2 separate regions of the Mus musculus genome follow, and region 2 is linked to region 1. Evidence: chromatin contacts called from ENCODE POLR2A ChIA-PET data. All regions are on one chromosome and are shown on one strand. The core of a region is the stretch at or near the end of the contact, and the rest is flanking DNA. Distances in the headings are between cores, read along the strand shown.

Evidence for each region. ChIA-PET counts read pairs that join two places held with the same protein, here RNA polymerase II (POLR2A).
Region 2: POLR2A ChIA-PET joins it to region 1 with 31 read pairs in embryonic stem cell. The contact joins the promoter of Plxnb2 here to the promoter of Pim3 in region 1. POLR2A ChIA-PET finds 5 or more read pairs at or near these places in 3 of 5 experiments (Patski and embryonic stem cell).

What each region holds. Positions count from the first base shown.
Region 1 is chr15:88,857,056-88,863,663 of GRCm38, forward strand. Pim3 (proviral integration site 3) reads left to right here and starts at 5,139. Exons shown (of 6, transcript NM_145478.2): 1 at 5,139-5,697; 2 at 5,783-5,892; 3 at 5,986-6,036; 4 at 6,124-6,493. The coding sequence starts at 5,613. Gm33049 reads left to right here. Exons shown (of 3, transcript XM_006521646.3): 3 at 4,778-5,451. The coding sequence ends at 5,425.
Region 2 is chr15:89,178,909-89,184,963 of GRCm38, forward strand. It overlaps Plxnb2 (plexin B2), which reads right to left and starts at 1,880. Exons shown (of 38, transcript NM_138749.3): 1 at 1,757-1,880. Dennd6b (DENN/MADD domain containing 6B) reads right to left here. Exons shown (of 20, transcript NM_027081.3): 20 at 3,305-6,055.

The sequences.
Region 1 (6,608 bases), core at 3,889-6,388:
GGTGGACATTTCTCCTGGTCCCTCTGCATCCCTGGAGTATGAAGCCTTCCACTAGGAGTTGTGGGGGAGGGGTAGTCTAAAATCTTACCTGTCTGTACGGACAGACAGAAGTAGGAAGAGTGGGAATGGAGACTCTAACCCTACCACATACCTAGCTGGGTTTGGCCCAAAGGGATCCCTGGTATGGTGTAGCTTTTGGAAGGCAGGGATGGGTCTCACCATAAGCCAACCCACATAGGAAGCTCTGAGGCACTGGTGATGAAATTTCAGGCCATGTGCCCACCAGGCACCCACTGCAGACAGTATTTCACAGGTATTTACCGGCCATCATCATCCCGTTCTATATACACGGGAAGCTGCGATTATATGGTGGTATCAGGCAGTGGCGAGGCCTGAGTACTGGGTGGGTCCTGGGCTGTGGTAGACAAGCTGAGGTTCTGTGGTCCTCAGAGGTGAGCTAGAGAGAGGTTGAAGCTAGGGTGGGGATGGAGGCAAACTTGGTACAGATGGTATGAGCAGCTGGGTTTAAGGCCAGAGCCTTGTGAGGAGAGCACTCAGCCCAGTCTTTCTGGAGCCTGCCCGGACCACTCTGCCACATGAGTCCATAGCTGCAGCTCAAACGGACTCTTTTGGGGCCAGTGTGGCTGAAGTTCTCTGGGCAGCTGGATCCAGATGGGGTGGACTGATGCCACCATACCCACCATCATTACCATTATTCAAGGTTTACCAGAGGAGAGAGTGTGGACTCCTTTGGAGGATGCCAGAAAGCATTCAGTGACGATGGAGACCTGGTTTAGGCCTAGATACTCATGGCATCTTCTTTGTTATTCTTCAGGGTCTTTTTAATGCCGAGTTCAGGGGCCTGGGGTCAGTTGGGTGTGCTTGAGTGTGTACCCTGGTTAGAGTAGAACATGAGTAAATACTCCTCAGTGGCTGCAAGAGCCATGCAAAGGGGGAGCTGCAATTTGTCAACAATAGATGGACTTGGGCTGAGGGTTTAAGACAGGCAAGGGTCCCCTGGGCAGGAGATGGTGTCTGTCAGCATCTGGGACAAGGTTGGAAGAGGCAGTCACAGTGGCTGGGCCAGAGTTCATGCAGGCTGCTGTTATATTTCTGATCCCGTTGGGTCTTTCCAACCCAGGGACGCCTTTGGCAAAATGTTGCAAAATCCTGGCTGGCTTCTCTGGCTCCTCTTCCCATTCAGGAGAGATTTGCCAAGGAGTGTGGAGGCAGGAGGGGAAAGGGCCTCAAAACTGCCTGCCTTACACTGAGAGCTCTGCTTCAAGCCAGTCTGGGGGCCTGGCTCTGTACAAGTCTGAAAGGGTGGGCACCGGGGCCTGTTGGCTAACCAGTTAGCCAGAGTCAGGCCAGGGAGAGGTTGATCTGGCACTACACCAAGCCTAGATCTGGGGCCAGGGCCAGGGCCAAGGCCAGGGCCAGGGCCAGGGCCAGGGCCAGGGGTGTGAGACCAGTGCCAGGTGTACCTTCTGGGATACTGCCAGGCTGGCCTATGGGGGCTAAGGAGGGGCCTGCTCATTTGGTTCATCGCCTCTTGCAGTGGGAGCCAAGTCAGAGGTGGCTCAGGGTCCAGTAGGAACTGTTTGCAGGAAGAACTGACCCTGATGGCCAAAGATATTTGGAGGGGAATGAGGCTGGGGACTGGAGACAATAAGTTGATGGGAAGGAGGTAAGAGAGAAGAGACCCATGGGTCTGTGTGGTAAACAAAAGGTGAGCGAGGAGACTCTCAGGCTGGAGAGACATCAAAGCCCAGCCCGGGCTCCAGAAGACCCTGGGCCTACCTAGGGGGCACTTGGGCAAGAGCCCTGGATGTAGATGAGATCTGCCAGGAGGTGAAGACTCAAGGGAGTCTGAGGGCACCAGGGCAAGCAGCTTGGGGAGACTGTGGGAGGTACCCCATCTTGCCCTCCCCTGTAATACTGAAGGTCTGTAGAGTGTTTGAATTGTGTTTTTGTGGGCCTGTGTGTGGCATGTTGTTTAAGGACAGTTACTTTTTTTGTGACTAGGTTTGTAAGTAATATGACTCTCTCTCTCTCTCTCTCTCTCTCTCTCTCTGTGTGTGTGTGTGTGTGCGTGTGCATGTGTGCTTTTGTGTGTGTGTGTGTGTGTGTGTGTGTGTGTGTATGTACTCTGAGGCCCTGACCATCCTCCAATCCATCATCTCTCCTTTTCTACCAGGAAAAGGACAGCCTGGCTCTTGTCACCACAGCAACAACACAGCCCCTCCCACCATCAGGACAGAGTGACCTGGTGGGGCTGGCTGTTCGTTCTCTGTACCCACTGCAGGGCAGGAACGGCTGTTTCCAAGGCTGCATGTAGATGGGGACAGCAGGGTGGCTTGGGGTGTGTGTGTGAGCAAGTGACCCTCTGGTGGAAGCGATCCTGCTCCAGCAGCCCTCTCCTTGAGTAACCCCTGGTTAAGACGGGAAGGCAGACAGGCGGGATGCGTGCTCCTCTAATGTCACATTCATCTGGACCCAGAGCATCCTTTGAGTGGAGGGAAGGCAAACAACAGGGCATGGGCATCTGCAGCAGGACCATTCTCTTCTGTAGGAGATCTCCAGCTCTGCTGCCTATGGGATCACTGACCTGTGAGGGCCAGAGCTATTTTTAAGGTTTACTGGTTGGGCTTTCCAAGAACCAGGAAAAAAACAGGCGGAGGACTGGTACCCAGTACAGTAACTGGTTACAGGTGTTGAAACCTGTGGAGCAGGGATGGCCTAAGGTCCACCTTCTAACAGGCTGGGAGCGGGGACAGGGCAGGTAGACAAGGGCCAGAAGCCATGGGTTTCAGATTCAGTCCAGACTCCCATGCAAATAGGGAATAGGCTCCACAGACAGAGCCTCTATTTGATAACCTAATTAATAGGCTGATGGGGTAGGTTATGCCCATTGCTGGTAGGGGGTGGGGCAGGATTATTTGGGGACACAGGGATTTCCAAATGCCTGTCCGGAACAGATGCATGGATAGCTGTTTAGATAAAGCCTCTTACCAGACCTTTCTTCAGGCCAAATGGAATATGACAAGACCCCCCCACATGTTGGATGTATGATTCCTGGGGGTGAGAGCCATGGCCTATTCTGATAACATCACGGGGCTTAGAAGGTTTGGGGTCCTCAACACACACACGGGCCCACAGAGTAATTGATCTACCACACAATAAAGATAAACCCCCACCCCCAAGTCCTCTAGTACAATGAAGGGGTCTCAGCCTACCATGGAAGGGAGGAGAGAGGAGCTATGAGTGACAGCACCATAAGGTAAGTTAGTATGGGAAGATTCGAGGTGTCAGGAGCACCCCTCAGAAGTTTAGGGACCAAGGATAGGGGGGTCCTTTCTGGTCCTGGTCTCCCAAGGCCAACTACAAGAGGAACTAGCCAGGGTGAAGGCCAGGATGATCTGGAATGAACCCGCTTAGAAATTCACTTGGGAACCAGGTGGTGGTGGAACACATCTTTAATCCCAGCACTAAGGAGGGAAAGGCTGGTGGATCACTGAGTTCAAGGTCAGCCTGGTCTACAGAGCAAGTTCCAGGACAACACAAAGAAACCCTGTCTTAAAAAACAAACAAACAGGAGAGAAAAAAAAAAAGAAAAGAAAATCACTTGGGAGCCGGTTGGTGCTGGTACACACTTTTAATCCCAGAACTGGGGAGGCAGAGGCAGGAGGATCTCTATGGGTTTGAGGCCAGCCTGGTCACATGCTGGGTGAGGGTCTCTAGGGAGACACCAGGGAACCCCAGCCATTCTTCACCATTGAATTTACTACCCACCTAGACAGTTCTCAAGGATCCCTCCCTCCCTCTCCCGAAAGACTGGGGTCCAATACAACCAGATTGTCCTGGCCAGGAGGAGCACAGGCCCTGTTGGGTTCTTAGCTGGTCCTTTGAAAGCACCCACAGGCAGACAACCCCCGCCCCTCCCCCACACCTGAGCAGGTACCCTGTAAACCCTGCTGATAGCTGGTATGGAAAGCTTTGTTCTTGGCAGATGTGGTCAGCTCCTGGAAAGCATGTTAGGAGACAGCCAGACAGAGCTCCAAGAACCTGAGACCTATTCCGAGGGCCTGAGTGTGTCCAGACTGTTGAGGGTCTAGGCCACAAAGACAGAAAGGGGGTGAGGAAACCAGGTGGGCCCCAAATAGTGTCAAGGCAGTAGGCGCCTCAGAAAGGTTCCAGAGAGAGAAAGTGTGGATTGCGGTGTTAGTGGAGGAACATGGATAAGCCAGTGGGAAGCCAGGCTCCAGATCCCCCAAGTAGTAGCAGTTCAGGAACGACAGTTGAATCGTTTAGACATCAAACTGAAGTCCAGGGAGCAATGGCTCTCAACTCATTCTCACCCAGCTATGACAGATGACAACTCCAAGTCCTGGGTTGCTCTTGGGTCAGTGACTTAGCCAGGGGTCAACAACAGTTGAGTCTAATTTCACTGGTGTCTTAAGGTATAGGTAAAAAGGACACAGGGAGACTGCTGTAGGCTGTGTCTACTTGAGCTGCTCAGGACGGAACTATGGGCATAATAGTCATCAACAAAGGACCTTTGGTAGTTGTGAGCAGCTAAAGGGACACTTTGTCAGATGGCCTTAGAGCAGAGGGACAAGTTCCCAGGAGGGAGGATCTAGGGTTTAGGAGGCTCTCATAAGTACCCAGCTAGGAGCATGAGATCTGAGCCTAGCTGATGGGCGAACACTCAAGGTGTGCTCCAGGGAGCTGAGGCTGGGTTGAGAGGTCTGAGGGCAATGCTTTCTCTGTCGCCCAGCCACGTGCGCATCGTGGCGCGCGAGCAGCGGGTGACGCACACAGAGCTAGTGTCAGCGTAGGCCTCAGGGCCGCACGACTGTCCTCCCGGACTTCCGCTTCTCAGAGGGGGCCGACTCCTCGCACACCCCCAGCCACAAACGCCCACGAAGAACGAGGGAACAACACGCGTAACTCGCGGAGCCGGAGAGTGACCTTCCTCAGCGCGGCCTGGGGGGCGAGGCTCGGAAGGCCCCGCCCTACGCTGCCATTGGCTGAGTCCCCGTGTCCTTTCAAAACCTCGATTTTCATTGGCTTATGCGGCCCCGCCCGCGCTGCCGGAGACATAAGGGGGCCGCCGCCCGCGCGCGAGCTGCGCGTGCGCAGGGCGGGTGAGAGCGCCGTGAAAGCCGCGGAACGCCGTGCACCTCCGCGACTCTACTACGGCAAGCTAGTCCGGACGGGTCGTCGTCCCCGCGCGCCACCAGCCCTTGGTGAAACGACAGGGAGCGTCCGGCTTCCCCAGCACCGCCCTGCGAGACTCAAAACAGCCACACCGCAAAGCGAGCCTCGGGCGGAAGGAGGCGGAGCTTCAGGCGGCCCCGCCTCCGCGGAAGGATACACATCTCCGTGGTCCAAAACCCCGGGGCGAGGCGGCCGGGGCGTGTGAGCTGCTCGGCCAGCTGCCGTCTACGCGCTTTCGCGCGGCCACCGGGCAACTGCGCCGCGCGGCTGCCCCGCTGAGCGCTCGGCCTCGGGGCCGTGGGATCCGCCGCGCTGTCTGCGGTCAGGAAGACCGCCCTCCCGCGTCCTTGCCGGACGGGTCAGAGGCGGCACCGCACGCGAGGCCACCCGCGATGCTGCTGTCCAAGTTCGGCTCCCTGGCGCACCTCTGCGGGCCTGGCGGCGTGGACCACCTCCCAGTGAAGATCCTACAGCCAGGTATGTGTGGGGACCAGGGAGGGGGCCTGGGCGGGGGCCGGGGGGTGGCTTTGGGTCATCATCAACCCGATTGTTTGTCCCACAGCCAAGGCTGACAAGGAGAGCTTCGAGAAGGTGTACCAGGTGGGCGCCGTGCTGGGCAGCGGCGGCTTCGGCACGGTCTACGCGGGCAGCCGCATCGCCGACGGACTCCCGGTGAGTCGTGGCTCCGGGCGCACCCGCGTGGACGATCGCCACGCTCGGCCGCCCGTCTGACCGCTCGCGTGTCGCCCCCTCTTTTCCCCGCAGGTGGCTGTGAAGCACGTGGTGAAGGAGCGGGTGACCGAGTGGGGCAGTCTCGTAAGTATGCGGGTGCGGGGCGTGCGGGTGCGGGGCATGCGGGTGTGGGTTGCCTTGGCTTTGTCCGATGACCGCCTTGTCCCCCAGGGCGGAGTGGCCGTGCCCCTGGAGGTGGTGCTGCTGCGCAAGGTGGGCGCGGCGGGCGGCGCGCGCGGCGTCATCCGCTTGCTGGACTGGTTCGAGCGGCCCGACGGCTTCTTGTTGGTGCTGGAGCGACCCGAGCCGGCACAGGACCTCTTCGACTTCATCACTGAACGAGGCGCCCTGGACGAGCCGCTGGCGCGTCGCTTCTTCGCGCAGGTGCTTGCCGCTGTGCGGCACTGCCACAATTGTGGGGTCGTGCACCGCGACATCAAGGACGAGAACCTGCTGGTGGACCTGCGCTCGGGAGAGCTGAAGCTCATCGACTTCGGCTCGGGCGCGGTGCTCAAGGACACGGTCTACACTGACTTTGATGGTGAGCAGGTGGTGCGGCGTTCCGGCGACTGTTAGGCGGCCACGCGCCACGCCTGGCTTACGGGAGGGGTGGGGGGGACTGGGGACACCGGGGTAGCCCTCTGCGGTGTGAGGGC
Region 2 (6,055 bases), core at 630-3,129, 320 kb after region 1:
GATCTAAAATACTTCCTCCCCCACGAGCTTTGTCAGAGGAGCCTGGGCATATTCCAGGTTGGGCAGGGCCAACAAAGGAGCCGACCTTGAGGTCCTTCTCCAACCCAAGGTGACACATGCCCTCCTACACCGCCCCTGACTGGTCTGAGCAGCCATGGGAGCGAGGTGGTGGAGCTGCCTGGACTTGCCAGCCCCGCCCTCCTGGAGTTCTCAACCCCGCCCTCCTGGGGTTCTCAACTCAGCCCGGAAGTGGGTCCCTCTCCCATGGCTGCTTCAGCCTCCCCTTCTGCTTCAGCCTGCTCTTTGGGTAGCTGGACTCGCTGGACTCGGCTGGATAATCCAAAATAATTCCTCCTTGGCAGGCAGCCCGTGGGGGAGGGGGGAACTCACATTCCAAACTCTTGTTTTTCTAAGTAACTTCCCTCAGATCCTGGGGCTAGAAACCTCTGGCCAGTCCTCAGGCCTCCCCACTTCCATGGGAGGGTGTGAGCGACTAGGTGGCCGAGGCTCTGTAGTCTACCTGGTGATTAGTCTTCTCGAGCAATTTCCATACAACACAATAAGGTTTGGCACATTCCACAAAACAACTCACGCGTTGGCTCTACCTTCCTAGGAACTTCACCTCCTGACCAAAGAGCAAGGACTCATGCTAGCGACAGTCCAACTTTCTGATGACATTCCCTATGTTCCAAGACAGCATCCGGGTGTGGGATCAGGCTGACAGCTCCCACCCTCTAGGTGTTTGTGAGCAGTCTGAGAAATTCAGCTTTAAAATCATCAATACAAATTGAAGAGAGACGTTAGAGGGGGGCACTCCCCAAGGCAAATGAGGGCCCCCGAGGGCCTCCGTTCATCAGAACGTGACACTGGCTTTGGGACCTGGCTTCAGCTACAGTTCTGACCACCACCACCATGGTGGCCATAATCCGATCTCCCTTCCTGCCTTCTCCAAGGAACTAGAAAAAGGAATTAAGTGACGTGGCCAGAAACTCTAGGATTCTTAGGCTCAGAAGACCCCAGATAGAAAGGACCCACCCACACACAAACCTGCCACACAGCAGGAAACAGAGGAAGCAATGAATCTCCCTTAAGAAGGTATATGGAAGTGAAGGACTGGACTGTGTAAAAGCACCCACAAGTTCTAAGCCCTCTGAATCCTAAGTGTCTCTCCAAACACCACAACAACGAACTACACTAGAAACTTGCGGAGATCTTGCCGGGAGGCGTGGGGCCTCACCAGGTACTACTACTGAGTGTTAGTTCTCTCTGGCTCTTGTTCCCTGTCCCAGAAGGTGTGGGCACTGCTTTGGTTGAGCACCCCTGTAAAAAGCCCCAGCAGAGCCCAGCGTCTGAGCAAGCTTAGCTTGAGAACTGGGGCCTGGAGGTCCAGCACGACAGAGATGACTTGCTCTGGTCCATCGATTCGGTAGGGACGCCGGCCGTGAAGGAGGGTTTGAAACTACACCGGGTCGGGTGCAGCTCCACCGGGTCGTGGGAACCCTGCCTGCCAGGACAGTCTCCCAGCATCCCAGCGCTGAGGGCCTCGTCGCCAATCGGGGAGGCAGGAACAGCCAGGCCCAGCCGATTGGAAAGACAGACAGACGCGGGGCAAAGACGCAGGCCCGCGTCGCCCTCCGCGCAGCGGCACTGCCCTAAGACCCCCGCGTCCGGGGGCGCAGGCCGAGGCCGAGTGGCGGAGACGGCGAAGCCTGGGCCTGCGCGACGCCCCCACAGTTCCCGTCCCCGAGTGCCGTACCTGCTCCTCCGCAGCCGTCGTTCGATGGCGCCGGGGCCGCGCTCTGCGTTGCGCTCCGGCCCGCGCGGCTGCCATGGAGACGGGCCTTTGTGTGGCCGAGGAGGGGCCGGAGCGCGCGGGAGCCGCCGGCCCCGCCCCCGCCAGGGGAGAAGGAGGGCGGGGAGGACAGGGGCGGGCGAGAGGGAGGGACGAGACTAAGGGGTAGAGGGTGGGAAGGAGGGGCGGCTGGCGTCCCTAGCGTACCCCGCGTTTCCCTCGGCTCAGAGCCACTTATGCACACCGCTTTGCTTGGAGATTCGCGCCCAGTAGCAATCCGCGCTCCCTGCCTGCTGCAGTCTCGTCTCCTGGCACCAGTTCCCCCGCACCTCCCACTGCCCCGTCATCAGAGGAGTTCGCTCAGGCTGGGCACAACCCCGGGAGTGCCCCAGGCCGAACTGAATGGCGCACGCGGCCCGGCACCAGTGGGTGGCTTCGCCTGGGCCAGATCGAGGCCTCAAGTGTCTTCTTGGAGATGGGCGGGGCGCAAGGAACCGCACCACCATTGGCAACAGGCGGGACCACGCGCTCATCCCGTTCCCGAGGGTGAGGGCTGCTGAACCTTGATTCTTTCTTCCAAATCCTAGCCGCTCTGTTCTCCTTATGGAATGTTCTACTCTCCTTCCCGGCCCCTTGGCCTTACCGACCCCCAAAATGTCTATAGGGTAGGACAGTACCGTAGGGTTCCTACTTCAGGCCTTGAAGTTGTGGTGGCGATCTCAGGACAAGGTTTGGAACTAGTCCCCAAACCCCAGCTCATTCATGTCTACCCTGGAATAGCTGTCTCTTCCACCCCAGATTTGCTCTCCTTTTTAAAACAAAAAAAACTAAAGATGTATTTATTTATTCATTTTATGTATGTGAGTACACTCTAGCTGTGAGCCTTCATGTGGTTGTTATGAATTGAATTCTTAGGATCTCTGCTCGCTCAGGCCCAAAGATTTATTATTATACATAAGTACACTGTATCGGTCTTCTGACACACCACAAGAGGGCGTCAGATCTCACTACGGGTGGTTGTGAGCCACCATGTGGTTGCTGGAATTTGAACTCGGGACCTGTGGAAGAGCAGTCTCTTACCCCCTGAGCCATCTCGCCAGCCTCCAGATTTGCCCTCCTTGAATACCGTCTGCCTACTTCCTCCTATTTCCTCTGGCATCTCTGTGGAGAGCCTTTTGGGGTGCCCGTGACTGACTGAGCCAGCTTGGAACAACATCTCCCCAGCTTTGGAGATCTGCCCCAATTCTTATGTCTTCCCCAACCTGAAAACTTCACAAATCTGAGGACTTCACTGTTTCTTTAAGGAAGTTGAACTTGCCCCATCTCAAGCAGCCAGGCTTGGTTGAATCACCTTCTCCCCTCCACCAGCAACCCCGCCCCCTCCCCCCACATACAAGAGACTCCAAAATATTCAGTGATTTCAACACTACGGCCCCCAACACACACACACAACTCTAAAATATCCAGTAACACAGCTGCAAACTTTGTATCAAAAATATTAAAAGACAAGTATTGTATAACAAAAAAAGATATTTTAATAACAAAGTTGTGGGAAGGCCAGTATTCTGAACTGAGTAGGGCTCAAAATAGAAAAGGCAGGAAGCTGGAGGGTAAAAGAGTCCTCCTGTCCTTCCGGTCTGTCCCTGGGGCTGGCTGCCTCATGACCTCCACCCAACCCTCTTAGATCCCCTGAATGCTGGCTCACTGCGCTCTCCCAACTGGCCACACAAGGGAGCTCTGGGAATCACAATCTCCAGGATTAGCTTCTCACTCTCCAGGCATCTAAACTGTAAGGGACCTCTGGGCTGGGGGGAGGGGAGCACCTCTTTGGAGCCATCTGTCTCGACATCCCTCCAGGCTCTGCCCTTGGCATGGATGGAAAGAGATGGGCTTGAGCCTACTTTGGACAGAAGCTCCACTAACTCAGCTGATCCCATCCTGGGAGAGAGAGAGTCGGAGAGGATGTAGCTGGTAGGAAGCCAGCAGGCAGGCGGTATACTCTACCAGTAACCAGGACAAGCCCCTCGAAGAAACTGGAACTTTGCTCATTCCTGTGTGTCAGCCTTGGGTTTGTGCCCTAAGCAGCACTGTTGTGTCTATAGCCTTCTACCTCCCCACCAGCCCCTCCTCTAAATCTGTCTGCTGATTCCCATGAAGAGTCCTAGGCTGATGGTGGCTGAGGTCCTTGGGGTGGTGTGGGGTGGGGCACCCTGAAGCCTACTGTGTGAAAGTCAAGTGAAAACTAGCACGAGAAACACACTGCAGTGATATTTGAGATGTGCATTTTACGGTGGAGCCATTAAGACGGAGGAGGCTTAGACCTGTCACTCGGATAGGAGGCTGGCACATGGAAGGCACAGTTCTGCAGACTCCAAATGGCTAGTCCCCACAGCCGGGGAGCTCCAGCTGTCACAGAGGATGGTGCCATGGTTCTGAAGATCCCTTAGAGACCAGGCTCTTAGTGGTGAGGCTGGCACCACTGTTCCAGGAGATGCTAATGCCATTCTTCCTAAGGACAAGGTCTCCATCTCAACCTGCCTTTGCTCAATTTTCTAACAGGTCACCTCCTTGGATACTGCATTAGACTGACCTAGATCACTGTGTAAATTCACCCATCTATCTCATCTGTCTGCTCACCTGTAGAGTGGGCAGTGTGACAAGCTGTCATGGGCTAAGGTCAGGGGTAAACAACTGAGCACATGCAAAGATCTAGGCACAGTGCTGACACCTGTTACCACTGGGATACCTTCGCTGTGTCTGGCTTAGCCAGGATCAGTGGGGAAGGGCGAGGCAGTACATACTTGAGGTTTGATTAAAGAGTCCAAAGAACCCAGAACAGGTCATGGCCATGCTACTCAGCAGCTCTCTAAGAAAACAAACGCTCACCATGCAGCTCTAAACCAACTTACTTTGCTAGTGGCCCTTTAAAGCATCACAGGATGTACGGCCCATCCTCTCAGAATGCCCCTTTTCCCTGATACTGCCTGACACTGACACTGCCCAGTGAACCCACATGGCCCAGTCCCTCAGAGGAGCAGTCTTAAGTGGTCAGGAGACCCACCTACAGGTTTCTGATACTCAGCTGAGGGTTGGCTGCTGCTCCAGGTCCTCACTTCAGTCTGGACCACCCCAAGGGCCAGGTTGTGATGCTAGGTTGTAACATTGTAACGCGCTGTACCCAGGATTAGCAGTACTGCACAATAGCATCAATCCAGGAATGGGTGAGACAGGGCTAAACTAACACAGAATCCTCCAACATTCAGGGACCAGGCTGTGTTCCACGTCCCATTCTTACTGCTAGGACAAAAGTGCTTCTTTGGGGGGAGGGGAGGTCTGAAGACAAGCTAGAGCCTTGAAGGGAAAGGGAAGCTTGGCAGACTTAGGTCCCCAGAGCCATTTTAGCCCTTTAGGAAGAGCACAGAACAGCACCTCCAAGAGATACCTCTGCCTACGGGTTCAATTGTACCCTAAGGCCAAGACAGCAGAGAATATAGCATCAGGCTACAGCCCAACGCCTCTCAAGCAAGCTGCAGGAGGAGGGGCAGACACAGGGGGAAAAGCTGGAGTAGCCCTTGGCAGCATGGGTGAAATGCATGGAGCAGGTGTTCAGGGGGTGTTCCAAGAAAGGGAATAAGGACTGTGGCGAGGACCTCCAAGAACAGCCTGAGCTTGCTTTTGCAAGTGGGGTGCCAGGCCCCCACACCATCCCTCATTCTCTCATGCTGGCCAATCACAGCAGGAAGGAGAATTAGATCCTCTCAGGACAAAGAGCTTCTGCCCTCTCAAGTAGCTGCCTAGGCAAAGTACCCCTTCCCACCCTCTGTCCATCCCTTCATCCCTCTGCAGAACGAGTGGGGTGTAAAGGAAAGGGGCTGGCCCTGGCAGCTGCCTCCCTCTTCTCTGAGCGGGGAAGCCTGCTGGGCTAAAGGACCCCCAACACAAGGCATCCTGGAGTGTGGGCAGATGGAGCCAGGAGGCAGCAGGTGGTGAAGGCACCTACATCAGTAAGGGCTACTAGGCCACTCCCACCTCCAGCTGTGGAGGACAGGTGTGGCCCAGGAAGAAGTGAGGCAGTGCCAGCACAGAATCCCCCAATAGTCAGGGACCAGACTGTCATTCCAAATGTCATTTTACTGCTGGGACAAGGGTGGTTCTGGGAGGGGGCTGAAGCTGAGGTAGGAGCCTAAGGCTGAGAGCCCCAGCTTGGAGGCCTGCCTTTCAAGGGAGAGGGAACTTGGCAGGCTTAGCCTCCCTACCCCCCCA